Linked DNA regions of Homo sapiens: region 2 is linked to region 1. A link is a loop called in an ENCODE intact Hi-C map of the cell type or tissue named here. Cell type or tissue: K562. All regions are shown on one strand. Links, peaks and the distances in the headings refer to the core of each region. The heading gives the core; the rest is flanking DNA.

Region 1 (8,344 bases), core at 79-8,078:
CTTTACACATTTTATATATATTAATTATTATATCAAGTAATCCAGCAAAGTGGGTACTACCATTATCAGTATTTTATAGTTGAAGAAACAGGCATAGAAAGATTAAATAACATGCCCAAAGTCATATGGCTAGAAAATGGTGAAGCTGGGATTCGATTCAGGCTTTTGGCTGTAGAGTCTGTGGTTTTCACTATTATGCTATACCGCCTCTCACTGTCAATTAATTGGTTAGCTTAAAGTAATTAGCATTCATCCTAGCTAATGGCAAAGTAGGAAAAAAAGAAACTAGCTTTAGATAGAAATCTGAGAGCCTGTTTGCTCTCCCTCTCTGGGGCTTCTGGCTCTGATAAGAGGCAGGGACACCAAGCAACCATGGTATAGAAAACTTCTATGCTCCCAGCCATTTGGCTCATTGTGGTTTCCTGTCCTGAGGTCACTGCCCATTCTCTGGCTCTATTGTTAACCCACAAGGCCTTCAGCATCCCCGTAACCCCAGGTTAATTTCAGCATTGGCCATTTGTAGAGAAATGAGTAATAATGGACTTGGATTCAAAATACCTGGATTTGAATCCTGGCTCTACTATGAACCAATGTTGTCATCACCTTGGGAAACTTCTCTTAATACCACCAGCAAGAGCAGTATGTCTGTAGCCATTATTTATTAAGCACTGCCATGCATTGTGCTAAATGCTTTATATATGTTGTTTTGGATTCTCAGAACCATCTTCCATGACAGGTATTTTTACCTTTACTTTACAGTCTGGTCTTGGCTGCTGTCTCTACCACTTACTGTTTAATCTTGGGCAAGTTACTTAATTCCTTGACGCCTTAGTTTTATCATCTGAAAATTGGGGTTAGTAATACCTATTTCTCAGGTTGCATAAGGAAGAAATATGAAAATGTATGAAAAGCATTTAGGCTATGGCCTATCCCAATGACAACGATAATGCCTATTATAGCTTATTGTATAGCTTAAGGTTTTGCAGTGATTAATCCGAGGAGTGATGTTTCAAATCCAGTTCTAAAGGCCGACTTTGTGAGGACAGGCTGGAGCTGCAGGGTCTTGAGTGAAGCAGCTGAGCGGGGAGGGTGATCTAAAGCAGTGTCACTGCTGGCTGCTGCACATTAGCAGGTGAAACTAAGCAGACTGCAAACCAAACAGGAGGTGAGGAGGCTCCAGTCTCCCTGTTCTGAGAGATGAAAGCCAAACTGGAAGCTACCAGTATCGAGGGTTAGTTCCTGGAGGTTTGGCTGTGTTCTGCCAGTAGCCAGCTGATCATTGAGGAGCTGGTATTAGTAAGAGGATACCAACACTAGCCAGGAACAGCTCTATCGGAGCAGTTTGTGTCCTGGAATCAGCCTACACTCAGGACAGCCCTTCCCAAAAGACGATGCTTGACACAGGGAGCTGGGGAGTTACCTAGAACATTCATACGCAGGATGCGACATTGTAAAAATGCAGGCCAAAGGGCACTTTCCCAAATTACAGATGAAGAAAACTGGAATATGAGGGGTGAAAGAACTCTAGTAAGGAGTGGAATCCAGACTTGAACCCTAATTGTTTTGGACCAGTCCTGTGATAGGTTTGCATAGTTTAATTTGTCCTACACTGATGATCAAGTAAGAAAAATCAACAATCAGTATTTTACCTACCTATAGCCATATCTCTCTCATCTATCTATCTATCTATCTATCTATCTATCTATCTATCTATCTATCATCTATCTATCTATCTGTATATATTTATGTTTTTTACTTGAATTATCTATTCCAGTTGAGATGACTTCTTTGGGCCAGCAGGTTAATGAAGATATGCTTCTGGGCTATATTCCAGATCTCCTGGATCAATACTCTTGGAGCACCTTTTCTCATATGCTGCTTGTCGTTATGATGATCTAATCACTATGTACGTGTAGTAAGTTGCTCATGTCTGCTTCCTTCCTTAGATTGGAAGCACCATGAAGCAGGGGCCATGTACCCCACTGCCTCTACCTTGGACAGTGTATAACACACAGTAGGTGGCGAGGGAGGGTGCCAGGTAGCAGTCAGGGATTAAATAAATCTTACTGTGTAAAGCAAGACCTTTGACTCTGCAAACCTCTACTGCTTTAGAAGAGGGGAAGTTAAAGTAAAAAATTACCTTTGAGGGAACTTGCCTGGCTGTGAGTGCAGCATAAACTAGAATCTGGGGGTTGTTGAGTCAGCACAGTTTCCTAATGCTGTACTTTCGAAGATGATGTTGAAAAGCCTGAAGCCTCAAGATAAATGTGGAGAGTTCTCCTACTGTTCCTGTTTTCTTTGTTCTGTTTTGCTTTTGTAAGCATATGCTTGTCAGTTAGGGCTGAAACCAAACAAAACAGCTGCTAAATATGGTTCTAAAAGAAATAACATTTTGGTCTTCTTAAGGCCCGTAAGTTTAGAGTAAGCACAGTCGTTTGGCAGATGTCAATAGGGAATCCGGGGGTAGCAGTCATTCTGGGAGCACTATCAGCCATCCGTATTCTGTTGGGTGTATTTTACCCTGCCAGAGGACTGGTGGCCTCAAGTAAAAGATTCTGTCACAGAACGGCTGTGTCTTTAAGAGGCGTTTTGGAGGAGGGGTGTCTAGAGTCTGTGTAGGCCATTTGCTCATGATCCGTGTCAATTTCATTTTCAAAGAAGTGGGGAGGCATTGGAAAGAATATGTATCATCTTTTATGATGTGAAGGAAATAGTCATCCTAGTTACAGACTTAAGTTTGCCTTTTTCAATCTTTGGGATTTAGCCCAGTGGTGTTATTTAGTGTTCTTATAAATCCAGTATCATTCAGAGGACCTGGAGGAATTAAAGCATAACCTAGTGGCAGGGAATATCAAACCCTAGATCTTAAATCTCTCCTCTCTGCTGTGAAGCTGGGCTTGAGCCTGCCAATGCCATCTAAATTTCATCAGCTGAAAGAAAGAGTATTTATTTCAACATCCAAGGAACCCCCAAAACTTAATGCGCCTTCTCAATTGTCTAACTAATTTTTAAAGAGACATACATTTTGTCCATAAATACCTGACTCTGTTTGCTAAGCATGTGGTGGGTAATATTATTGGTTGAAAAGCAATAGGTTTTCGTTTACTGGCCAGATTAGTTTTATTGGCTTTTTTAGTTGAAAATCTATAAAATGCGGACTGAATTTTACTGTGGCATATTCTTTGTTTATTACATGAACTCATTTTCAAAGATGAAAAAGAAAAGGGAGGAAGAAAATGAATATTTATTAAAGTCCTATTACATATCAGGCCCCAAGCTAGTCTAGACACTCACAGTTCTCATTGTATCTCCCAAGGGAGGTAATCCTGTCCACATTTTAAAGATGAGGAAACTGAGGTTCAATGCAGTTCTGAAACTGGCTCAAGGTTAGAGAGCTACCAGGTGGTAAACCAAGGGCTGGGGATTATGGTTCCATGAAGCTATGATATAGTGATTAGGAACTCAAGGTTTGGAGTCTGACCATCTGAGTCAACATCCTGGCTCTGCCGCTCATTAGTAGTGTGACCCTGACTAAGCATTTAATCCCTCCGTGCCTCCATTTCCTAATCTGTAAAACAAAGATAATGATAGCATCCACTTGATAAAGCTGTGATAAATGAGCTATTCATGAAAAATGCTTAGAATCGTTTCTGACACATAAGTCCTCATGAAATGTTCACTATTACTGTAATTTTTATTGTCATGACTAACCAAGTTTGCTTTTATCAGTACTGGCTGAAAAATTACATTTTCTTTCAAGGAATAGTCTACCTTTTGATATGTAGTTATATTTCATTATGAAATAATGTAAACTACTCTACCTTAGAATTAAATTCTCTTCTCACCCTCCCAGCAAAGGTTAAGATCTGAATAAAGGCATGTGTGGCCAACAGGGATTCTTGACTTTGGTAAATGTCAATGATTTGCTCTTTTCTCCTTGGTGTATGTAACTTTCTTCCATGCTGCTCATCCTGGCTTTAAGAGCAGCTAAGCAAACACAAGAGGGAGAATTAAGTGGATTTCTTATCTCTTAGCTTTCCTGTCTTTGTAACATGATTATTAGGTACAGCTTCCTCTCCTTGCTGCACATTCTGTTGGCCACATTCTGACAGCCTGTCTTCTCAATGCACGTGAGGCACAGTTTACTACAACAGGCTCTATGGATTTTATTTTTTTAAGCTGGGAATACTACAGGGGCTTTTACATGTGACAGTTTTGTCCATTTGGGATTGGGGTAAGGAGGATAGAGGGCACAGTGGTAAAACAACTTGTCTAGATTTAAAAGAAATGATGTAAGTTTGCTAGACCTTTGGCTCTACATTCTGATCCCATTTTTTGTGATTTGCACTATACATGTCTTGAAGAATTGGGAGTGGGACATCAACCTTATTCAGTAAATAGTTATATCTAGCAGTTATGTATTGGACAGCATGCTAAGTGCTGGAAATACCAAGATAAATATGTTACAGTGCTTGCTCTTGAGGCATTTGTAATTCATCAAGGGAGAGAAATGTAAGAGAGGCTAGCACTATGTGAAAATGGTTATCATAGAGCTGTGCACAACATATTGCGGCTGCAGAGAGAGAGAGGCAGTGACGCTGATTTAAGAAGGGCTTCAGAAAGGAGGCAGCAAGCTGGGCTTTCAAGGATGGGCTTGCCTCATAAAGAAAGCAGAAGGAATAATCTTGGCAGATGGGCAGTATGAACCAAGAGCTGAGTGTGGTATGTTAGGGACATGAGGGACATGTGTTGGTTATAGTACAGAATGATGGAACACAAGGCTGGGAATCGAGGCCAGGCCTAAGAATGACATGACCTTGACTTTCAGTTTGAACCGTATCTTGTATTATTTTAAATCATGGAGTGTCATGATTAGAAATGTCTGTTTTAGAAAGATCAGTATGGAGAATAGCTTAGAAGGAAGAAAGAATTAACTAAAAGCAAATGGTCCCAGAAAAAGATGATGAAGCCTGTTGTGTGAATGGAGTGGAGTAGATGGATATGGTGGACATTTGGAGATAAGATCATTGACACTTAGTGAACAAAATTAGGGGAGTGGTGGACAAGGGTGGAAACTTAGGGGAAGGTACCTAGAAGGTGTGAGCAGAAGAAATATTATAGAATCTGTGAGAGAGACTAAGAGGTATGATAGAAGATGGTGGAGGGATATATTTTCAACAGGAGTAGTGATGCTCAGGAGTATAAATGCCTCAAAAGGGACAACTAGGACAGGACTGAGAAGCAACCACTATGTGTAAGAAATTGAGGTTCATGGTGACCTTTTGGGGAAATTACTTTAGAGGTACTCTAGAATGGAGAAAACAGCTAAATGCTTATACTGTTCAAGCTGTATCACAATTCTACAAGGATGTAACTAATGATGAAATGCATTTGTGTGAAAGACTATTCACAAACATTCAGCTCTCCAGGCGCTTGGATTGGGGGAAAGAGAGAAGAGAGCCTAGGGTCAGTACTGAGGTGTCACTGAATAATACCTCTGACTTCCATATCTAGGGTTTCAAAGAGCCCCCTCCTTGCAAATACCATGACTCATGCTATTTTGCTTTGTTACTCTCAGGATACTGTAGACTGTAGATGCTTATAGACTTCTCTTTTGATTCCAGACTGGTTCTTATTTCTAGCCATGGTGCTTGTAGTGTATGTTGTGGTATGTCACACAGAGCTCAGTTCTCCACTGCTGAGGCACTCAGTTGTCCACCTTCTGGGAGTGTAGGTAGCTAGGGATGACGTTCATCTGAAAAATGTCCTCAGCTGAACAGTGTCAGTTCACCTAAGATTGTTACCTCTGGGACGGGTATTGGGGGGCATCCCACATGCAGTGACTAGTCAATGGAGATGGGATGCAAAGTCCTGATGCTTCCAGGTAGGATAATTCTCCAGGGCTGTCCTAGCTCCAGCACTTCCATGGATCAGATGAAGTTTTTGTTACCACTACATTTCAGTTCAGCTCTTCCTTTGGCTCAGTCCAGTTCTTCCTTTACTCCCCGGCAGGTGTTGATTCTGAGGCATACCCCAATAAACTCACACAGTATAAATCTCAGGGAGTCTCAGGTTTTATTCCTGGGGAACCCATCTGATATGATGATTCTTTCCAGTTTGGTTGCCTATGCAAGGCCAGTTGCCAGTAGAACTCTTTAGTTCCTCTGAACTTTACTTCTGAGGCCCTTGGATGTGTCCAGCAAAAACCTTCTCCTAGCAGTTTGAACTAAAGGCTCAGCATTAAGCCTCCTTGGTTTTGATTGGTTGGGACATATACCCAAGAATAGATTATTCAAGGAGAGAAAAGAGCCTCACAAGTCAGCTGTCCAGATCTTCCTGAGACCTACCTACTAACCCCAGCTCTGAGAGGGGACCCTGAGGCGAGTGACCTTTGGATGTAGAAGCTGATTCCTGCTCTGCACCTGTTTGTGCTCCTGCCCTCATCTCACATCCCTGTTTGATTCCCAGGTTCCTTGAGGCAGCCACTCATCACTGTCCTGTATCTCTTCTCTTTCTGTTATTTTTTTTTTAGTTAAGAAAAATGAATGTTGAAAACACAATTGAGCTATTTCAAGCAAATGTAGGACTTCTCTCCAAATATGTTGCAGAAACACCACCAAGCAAACAAACTACTGGGAAGCACAGCTTAGAAACAAACAGCAGCTGCCACCATTTATGGGCTTTTTTTTTCTTTTCCTCATTTCTTTCTAATTCCATTTGTAATAAAACCTGCTGCTCTAATGGCCTAGTAGTTTAACCAACAAAATTTTTCTTCCCGATCCTGAGGCCTCCCAGGTGGCCTTGATGGTGTCTTCTAACTATGGGGTGTTGGTCGACTCAGAGCTCTAAGTCCCTTAAGAGTGTTTTCCGGTTTTGTGGTTCTGTCTGGAACCACACCTCCCAGACCAGGTGGGGCATAACTGGAACTTCTGGACTTCTGGATTTTTCAGGACATGAGCATGGAGTGTGGTTTCTTGCCCTTCTGGCTTTGTAAGAGCAGGTAATGTAGTGCTAACTCCAATCTTTCTCAGTGACTAAGTGCTTAATCTGTTGGGTGCTTTGTTTGCTTTTTGTTTTTGTTTTTATTTGTTCTCTGTGTGGAATCTTTGAAGGCACCTACGCAGGGGCTTTTCTTGAGTTTGATTTACCACAGATTGGACTTTAAAGCATCCTGACTTGTCAGATCAAACTCATTTTTCCCTTTCCCCAGAATAGCAGATAAACTCATTTTCCCCTTCCCCCATTTAAATCCTGCTGGTGGTGTGGAATTTCTCAGCTTAAAAGTGATTACTATTAGGTGTTAATAGATTTCCGACTACTTGAAAGGCATTGTGCAAAGCCCACACTTATTCTTCACAAGAGCATGGCTAGGTAGATGTCATCCCTGCAGACCCAGACAATATGTTGCTTTCTCGGGGTCTCCTAGGATCACACAGCTGGTCAAGGCACAGCTGGTATTTAACCCAGGTCTCTCTGAATCTGAAGTTCAGGCTGTTCCCTCCCTGCCTCTTAGCCACCCATTGTAATAATATATGGCATTGCTCTTATGTAAGTGTCCAGTAGAGACAGGCCAAAGGCGCAGTCTATTTTTATTTGTTCCTAAGAATGTTTTTTAAATTAAGTGCCTAAAACTTAAAAAATAGGAGATCTCACATTAAATACAATGTTCAGTTTCTCTTGAAAAATCTTTAGACCTGGCAATATTGTGCTCATATGTTGACAAGACAACAAGTGGCTCCAGCTAAGTAAACTCCACCCCACCCCACCCTACCATACCATACCCTACCTCCCTCAAGGAGGCTCGGGTTGCCCAGTTTGCCACAGGCCCCAACTGGACCACTTTACTTGTTTATGTTACTGGCCTGGCCTCTGTAGACATTTAAGTTTGTGACTCCTAGATTTATGCCTTTAAAGAAGCAATTTCTGTCCAGTTAGGAATCAGTAAGGGGTGAAAGTCAATTTCTGCCTCTGAATAGAATTTTATTGGCTTTGATTTTTCTTTTCAACTTTTTGGGATAGTAATTCAGTTATAATAGCAGTAATTTTGGATATTTATTGAACGCTGTAACATTTAGCTGACTCCTGGGGTTAGTGGACAACTGATTGGTGGTAAGAACTTGAATAATTCTCCAATTTAGTTTGCATTCTAAATCCTGCAGTTACTCAGCAGGTACTGCAGGAACTGGAGGCTATCCTCAAAAGTATATTTTGTAGAGGCAGTATTACAGAAGAGATGAATCCAAAGAAAAACTTTCTGAGAGAGGTAGTTAAGTTGACTCTATTTTCCCTTGGAAACTGTTGACTACCATAGGTAAGATTGCCCCACAATGCACGAACACCCTTC
Region 2 (8,344 bases), core at 295-8,294, 79 kb before region 1:
CCCCTGAAATGCAGCCAAGGTCAGTGGCTTCTGGGAGAATTTGCTGCAGACTTACCAGTCCCTCGCTGTTTCGGTGGCTCTTTAATGTACACAGTCAATGCTCTTTTTGTAAACCCTGGGCTCAAAGCATTAAAAGCAGATCCTGTCTAGAGAGGCCTTTATCCTTCTCACTTTGGGGGCTTATTGTTCTCAGCCAGTGATTCCAGACCGGACCCAGTCTAAATTTTCCCCAAATAGCAACAATGCATAATTTAAACCAGAGCAACCAATGACAGCACTGATCATTTAAATTATGCAAGATTTGCATGGTTTAAAAGTGAGTGAAGCAGGATCTTCTTTGGTTAGAAAATAGGTACTTTGAATCCAGTTTTAGCCCTGATTTTTAGAGCTCAGAGATAAACTAAATCTTGAGGGATGGGCTGGAATTGTTTTATAGATTCAGAGCTGGAAAGAGAATTGTAGAACACTCAGCCACTCCTTTCATTGAACACTTGGGAAACTGAAGCCCAGAGGCGTGAAGTAAGTTGTTCAAGGTCACACAGTAACAAGGGGAGGGGACAGCGAGGAGCGTGGTTTGAGGAAATAATCTAGATTTCCTGACTCCTCATTCAGTGCTCTTTTCTCTAAGTCACACTTTCTGTGGTGGAATCAGAAATCAATAATACATTTTCTGCCTGAGTACAAAAGAATAGCAGAAAGGAATAATTTCACCAGGGTCAGGGAATTTTATTTATTGAGAATGGCGAAACTACTTCATGCAAGTAAGCTTGTGATACATGAAACCATGGAGCTCTAGGCCACCTTTGGAATTCATCTTGTCCAGCCCTGGTTCAATGCCTACTCTGCAGGCAAACGACTGTCTGAAATCACCTAGGACACATGGTTGTCCTGCACAGGTAACCTCTCTGAGTAACCTGTGTCCATCAGAGCATGTCTCAAGGGGTCAGTATAAACATACATGTTATTCAGATGGCTCTGCATGTGAGGTTTATAGAGTTGTGTGTATGTTTTGTATTATCTATGTGGATACATATATTATGTGTAGTATTATGGATATAAACCGTATCCACGTGGGTGTATGAAAATGTGTGTATACATACATAGGCTACAGCAAACAATTTACTCATTCAAACCTGGGGCTTGAGTCATTCTTGCTTCAAGACATCTCAGTATTAAAAGAGATGAAAGTTGCCACCAGTGTGCTTTATTACATATGAGGCGAGCTCAGCCCAGAAAGCTTTTTGGAGATTAGCATATTTCTGGACCTAAGCACCTTGGCTGTCCTTAACTTGGCCCACAGGGTAAGGCATTCAAGGCCAGGAGTTGGCTGCTGCTGACCTCATACTCTCAGCTTCTGCCAGGACTCACATACACTTTTGTATTTGAACAAAATTAGATGATCTACACTTGTCTTTCCCCTTAGCCCTCATTCCCTAGCCATTCCTTTCTCCATTGAAACCCAGATTTAAGAATTGACCTCATCTGAAAGCCTTGCATACATCCCTTTGCTACACTTTTCATGCTCATGTTTTACTTGGTGTGTGATTTCCTTTCTGCTTCTTTACTAAACCGTGGACTTCTTGAGGGCAGAGGCTAGATCTTGTTCATCTTTGGAGCCATAGTCTCCATTAGTTGGATGAATGAGTACGTGAATGAATGCTTGAATGAATGGAGTGGAATGAACCCTGTCTCCCCAGTTCTATGTCCACCTCTTATTCACTCTGTGACTTTGGGTAGGACATTTAACCATAGTTAATAAGAATCATCACAACTGTTTGCCTTTCTCACATACTGGTTTCAAAATCAATAAAGTATTTAAGGCAATGCTTTAAAAACCATACAGCACTGTACAAATATGCTATCCCATGGTTAAGTAGAATTTAGTGGGAAAATTGATACCATCAACATTTGATTGCAATGATTTTATCTAATAGAAAATTATCTTTCCTGGGCACAGTGGCTCACACCTGTAATCCCAGCACTTCGGGAGGCCGAAGTGGGAGGACTGCTTGAAACCAGGAGTTTCAGATCATCATGGGCAATGTAGGGAGACTCCATCTCTAAAAAAAAAAAAAAAAAGTCAGTGTGGTGGTGTGTGCCTGTGGTCCCAGCTAATTGGGAGACTGAGGTGGGAAGATAGTTTGAGCCTGAGAAGTCGAGGCTGTGATTGTGTCACGGCACTCCAGCCTCAGTGACAGAGTGACATCTTGTTTAAGAAAAAAAAAAGAAGACTAAGAAAAGAAGGAAAATAATCTTCAGAAAAAGATATCAGAAGGTTCCGACTCTTTTTAACAGTACCTCCACAGACCTTAGCTGCCTTTTTCCTTTTGTGTACCAATGTGACCTTGTATGTTTCTTTGATGGCCTGAATTGAGCTTTGCGCCCCCAGTATTAAGCATTCATTACATATGAGGTAAGTGCAGCCCTGAAGTTTTTTGGAGATTAACATATTTCTAAACTAGTATCAACTATCAGCATTGTTCATTAAAACCTTCTTTTTTAAAAAAAGTTTTCTCTCTTTATGTATTACCGATTATTCAAATACAAACACATTGATCATGACTGTGCCTTCCTAAAGTTTTATCTTTTCCCTTGGGAGATAGAGTGGACACATAAAATGATACACTAATGGCCCAGTATTTAAAACTTTCTGGTGAGAGGTCTCATGGGGCTCAAAGAAATCTCGAAACATTATTAGTTCATTACTCCAGAGCACTTAATTAAATTTGGTCTAAAATGAGATTTTAGTAAAGTTGCATGAGTTGATAACAGTATCTCAAAATGATAACAGCATGGCAATTTTTTCATTAGATATTCTTTTTATTTTTCAGAGATACTAAACAGGTGTTTTCTTTACAATGGCATTGCCTCATAAAAAGTAGGGTGTGCTGGTATTTATCAGAACATCAGAGAAATATGCATAATCATTTTCATTATTCATTATTAACTGGAGTAATCTTTAGTACAAAAGCCAGTGTAAGTCATGGTTTGCTGTTTGCATAATTATCTACTTAGGAGGTCATGTAATATTTTGTTGATGAGAGAGTACCCAGTACATTTCTTTCAGGAAATATTCCTTTTTTCCCCCTTATCTGTAAAACTCTTTGATATCTTATAATTTCGAGTCTTGCCCGTTCGGCCTTTCTTCTTTCTGTGTCTCTGCCCTGGAATTAATCTTCCGTGCCCTTCTTGTTTCGACGCCATTCCTTCTCTCAGTGATAGTGGTTCTAAAGTCCACCCAGCCAGGCGCTCCTGTGATTGAATCATGGCCGCCATGCCCAGCTGAGCACAACCAGTCTCTGATTCCCTTCCTGATAGAATCTGGAGTAACTTGAGTCTGAAAGATGCTTTAATGTCAAATTGATTCTTACATTTCTGTGGGGGAAGTAGCTCTCTGAGAACAGGGCCTAAACTGGTTTGTTAGCAGTGTGCTGAGAATTCTAAGAAAATCTTAATGATATTTTTTGAATGAAATGTTATTCTGCACATATAAATATAAGGTCTCTAGTGGAGAGAGAGGGAGGACTTAAGTAGAAAATGTTGGATGAATTCCGCTTGTGATTCCTTCCAGTCTGGTTGGAAGCTTATTTCCCTTTAGAGAAACATGATTCTATCCACTCTTTTTTACATGTCCTGGTTGTCTCATGGGGGTGCCCTCAGTTTCTCAAAACACATTTTATATCACCCCAACTTAAAATTCTTCCCTTAATGTTTATCATATGGGTCCCCTTGTCTCCACTGTTCCCTGCAAGTGCTGTAGTTACTGTCCCCTGGGCAACACCCGCAACAGGACCTCCCCTCCTCCTGTGTCTCTACCACCAGCCTTCTTCTGACTGGTTTCTCGTACACTGTAGCCACGTGAGTCTTCCAAACGCACAGTTTCAATCTGGTTGTTTTTATTCAAGGCCTTCTCTGTCTCCTTAGTCTACAGACTGAAAACTAAACTCTTTAGCATGTTAAGACCAGCGGCAATTCAGAGGGGCCTCCCACCGAGCTCTGCAGTTTTGACGACCACTCCCCCATTGCGGCAGGGAACAATTTCATTCCCCCATGGATGCTCTGTAGGGGGCGCTCTGTCTTAGTCTCCTTTCTGTACCTACTGCCCCAACGCTGAACATTCGCAGACCACCTTTTCCACAGAAGTCTCTGATTTCTCTCAAGTTGTCCCTCCCACTCATAGACTGTCTCAGAACTGACCTCACACCTCTTTCATAACACTCAGAACTTTCTGTCTTGGATTATATTCACTACTAGACAATTCCTTTTTAGAGGCAACGTTTGATTTTCTTAGGGATCCTCACCAGTTTTCTTTACACAGCAGGCGTTCGTTCAACAAATAAATTTTGAATTAACAAAATATATACTGTGCAACCCTTTTAGAAGGGCTGGAGGTGGTGCTATGTAGAGAGAGTATAGAAACCTCAGAAAGGTGGGGCCTGTTGCTGACCATGGCACAATTTCAGGGATCATGAATTACATTATAGTCTAGGTTGCATGACTCCTGGGGACACTTTTTATGTAGAGTACAATTCCAGTGGATGCTAATTACATAGAGTACAATTCCGGGGGCACCAATTACGAGAAATACTATGCCTGGTCCTGGGTAGGTATTCCTATTTCTAGAATTTTTCTGCCAAGGAAAGTGTTCTCTCCATTGTCTTATTCTAAGTTTTGAGAGATTTAAAATACCATGGGTTAGAATTGCAAGGCGTATGTGTGTGTGTGTGTGTGTGTGTGTGTGTGTGTGTGTGTGTGTTTGGAGTGTGTTTCAATTATTTCAACAATCGGATAATACTTATGACTGCTGTTTTGATTAAACAGTAATAGATGGGCGGGAAAGGGTGTGCTTCTGGGGTGGCCCACTGGAAGACAACGTTGAGTTTTTATCTTGACAGAGCTGGCAGTGAGCGGGTAGAGAGAGTTTGGGAGATGGTGAGGTTTAATGAGGCACACAGCTGGGAGTTAGAGCCCAGCGTCATAAAGCTGGCTCTGACACCTTGCCCTCTAAGCTTCAGTTTTGTCACATGTAAGATGAGTGGTTTGGACTAGAAATTGCTGGAGGTGACTTCCAGCAATTTGTATTGCTGGGATGCATATTCCTGGAATATGTAAGGGAACTAGAGGCAGGACTGAGGGCATTTAAATAGCCATGGATTCTTATTCTATCTGTTGGAGATACCAAGAGATTGCAAACTGTGCACCTCAATGAGCTGGGAATTGCCACTGAACGTAACATCCCTTTCTAATTTTTAAATGAGCTATTTTTTTCCAGCTGTCAGATTCTGATTTATAATTTAAAGTGTTGTTCTAGTTTTTGAAGACCGAGTGATAGGACGAAGGGCTGACTGTGACTTCCGCTGGGTACTCCCTTACAGTGTTGCTGCTGGATACCCGGATTTAGACTCTGAAGTAACCCTAGATTTTAAAGTGCTGTCTCTCTAGTTAGTGAAATTAGAACCTTGGCAGTATGCATCAAGTAGGAAATTTGTAGACTTTAACAATACATTGCATATGTTACAAACATTTGTTTGATTAGTGTATTAGAAGGTGCAAGTTTGGGTGCAGGGTAAATTCAGGCCCAGTATTCTGTGATTCTGTGAAATGTGATTAACTGTAGGGGAAGAAATGCACATGGTATCCAGCATTCATTCATTTATTTGTTTGTGTATATATTCATTCAGTACCTGATTATTGGGTGCTACTAGTTGCTGGGGCTGAGCTGAAGACAACATTGGCATGGTTTCTACACCCATGGTTGGATGGAGAAGAGAGCCTGCACTTGTCTTTTACTACACTCTAGCCACACTGATTTTTTTCTGTTTTGTGAATATGCCAAGCTCATTCTTGTAGTTCTCCGTGTCAGAAATTTCACATGGAGGGCTCCATCTTATTATTTAGGTCTAAGGTGAGATGCTGCCTGTATTATTACTTATGTATCTGCATAGCAGACTACCCTCAAGCTTAGTGGCCTAAACAACAATAACCATTTATTATATCTCACAGTTTCTGTGGGCCAGGAATTCAGAAGTGGCTTACCTGGGTGGTTTTAGCATGAGGTATCTCCTGAGGTTGCAGGAAGATTTTGGCAAGGTGAGCTATCTTCTGAAGGCTTGACTGGAGCTGGAGGATCTCTTTCCAAGATGATTTACTTATGTGGTGCTGGATGTTGGCAGGAGGCCTCAGTTCCTCCCCACGTAGGTGGCTCCATTGGTTGCTTGAGCATCCTCATAACATCGTGCCCACTTTTACCAGATAGAGGAATCAAGAAAGCAGAGCAGAAGCCACTATGTCTTTTATGACCTAGCCTTGGAAATCACACACCATCATTTCTGCAATACCCTGTTGGCTACCCAAGTCAGCCCTATTCATTTCGAAGGGGACTACACAAGAATATTAACTAACACCAGAAGGCAGAAGTCACTGAGGGCCCTCTTAGAGGCTCCCTACTAAACAGAGAGGCTTTCTTTGCAATATATCTGTAAAGTAACACTCCCTTCCACCCTGAAACTGTCCAATTCAGTGCTTTATTATCTTTAAGGCAGTCGTGACTATCTGAATTTTTTAAAAATCTGGCTGTCCCAACTGGAGCCTAATAAGTTTTGTGAGAATAGGGATCTTGCCTGCATGTTCAGCACCACATTCCTGGTGCTTTGAACTGTGTCTGGCACATGATAAATGTTGATTGAATAAATATCAATTGTGTGAATGCAATTAATTCATTCATTTAAAAGGGATCTTATTTATTTATTACACCTCATACCTCCAAAAAGTAAGTTGTGGCACCTTCTGATAAAAGGCATAAATAGGATAAAGCCATAAAACCATGTTAAGGCTAAAATGAAAAGTAAAGGGGGATTGTGTTTGCATATCTTTGTCTATATATCTACTTATCTATCTGTCTGCCTAGGGCTTGGTGATTGGTGATCCAATTTACCTCTTTTGTAGGTAGAAATTTGGGGTCAGAGAAGTTACTTGTCTTGTCCAAGGATGAAATTCGAATGCAGTGCTGGGTCCCGTTATACCACGTCCCTCAACTGGATTGCCAACATCCTGGACATCTTAGTGAATCAGTCATTCCCACAACACAAAAACCAGTCTAACAAAGTATGGATACAAAGATGGTTATAAAGTTGCTTGTATGTACGGAACACACTGAAGATAGCCTGTGCTCCACTGTGAAGAAACCAAATCTAATTAGATGGTAGAGGAGAACTCAGCTAAGTTAATCAATATAGATAAGTAGCAATGCTTCAGATGTTGAAAATAAAGGTTACGATTCTATGTGCAAAGAGGCCACCTGTAGAAGCTGGAAATATGTGCTGTATCTTAACCTGAGTGGGAAGCTACGAAGACTCCTGGGGCTCCAGGGCCCAAAAAATGCAGACTGTGAAAGAAAGCAGACTAAGCCTGCTGAGTTGTTAAAAATTTGTTTAATTTTTTTTTTATGTTTGAGACGGAGTCTCACTTCATCACCCAGGCTGGAGTGCAGTGGCACCGTGTTGGCTGACTGCAACCTCCGTCTCCTGGGTTCAAGCAATTCTCTTGCCTCAGCCTCCCAAGTAGCTGGGATTACAGGTGCCCACCACTACACCTGGCTAATTTTTATACTTATAGTAGAGACGGGGTTTCACCATGTTGGCCAGGCTGGTCTCGAACTTGTGACCTCAGGTGATCCACCCTCCTTGGCCTCCCAAAAATTTTGTTTAATTTTTAAAAGGCTTTTCTGGTTCTCATTGTAAAAGCAATGGTCATTGCAATGGTTTCTGCATGGTCAGTGCAGAAAATTTGGAAAATGGAGAAAAAATAAAAAGAATTCTCAAATTATTTAAACTTATGATTCCTAATGATAACCACATATGCACTTTGGTGTATGGCTTAGTAGTTTTTTCCTATGCATGGATAAATAGATTTTTTTTAAAGTGGAGATAATATTGTACATATTATATGTAACCTATTTTTTAAACCTAATAATTAGCCTTTTCTCATGCTATTAATCTTTTTCTATGGCATAACTTTTAAAACTCTTTTTCATGGGGAATTTAAACTTAAAAGGTAGACAGATTACAGGAAACAACAGATGCTGGGGAGGACATGGAGAAATAGGAACGCTTTTACACTGTTGGGAGTGTAAATTAGTTCAACCATTGTGGAAGACGGTGTGGCGATTCCTCAAAGATCTAGAACCAGAAATACCATTTGACCCAACAATCCCATTACTGGGTATATACCCAAAGGATTATAATTCATTCTACTGTAAAGGCACATGCACATGTATGTTTATTATGGCACTGTTCACAATAGCAAAGACTTGGAACCAACCCAAATGCCCATCAATGATAGACTG

The links. Peaks named below come from ENCODE experiments on the same cell type or tissue, not always from the same donor. Only the 100,000 strongest peaks of a DNase experiment are listed, where the experiment ranks them.
Region 2: it touches region 1 in a loop (1.9-fold over the local background); 8 of 110 quality-filtered maps call a loop at or near these places.

Annotation. Positions count from the first base shown.
Region 1 is chr3:171,370,122-171,378,465 of GRCh38, reverse strand. The region is part of intron 1 of TNIK (TRAF2 and NCK interacting kinase); the gene reads left to right. Among named protein-coding and RNA genes, the nearest start is that of TNIK, 86 kb to the left of the region's middle. In K562, for the core only: no CTCF peak of the experiment used is centred there; a DNase peak (open chromatin) is centred at 3,485.
Region 2 is chr3:171,449,142-171,457,485 of GRCh38, reverse strand. The region is part of intron 1 of TNIK (TRAF2 and NCK interacting kinase); the gene reads left to right. It overlaps LOC124906303 (a long non-coding RNA gene), which reads left to right. Exons shown (of 2, transcript XR_007096168.1): 2 at 6,946-8,344. Among named protein-coding and RNA genes, the nearest start is that of TNIK, 7.1 kb to the left of the region's middle. In K562, for the core only: a CTCF peak has its summit at 4,076 (motif pointing right); a DNase peak (open chromatin) is centred at 4,045; H3K4me3 peaks cover 194 bases.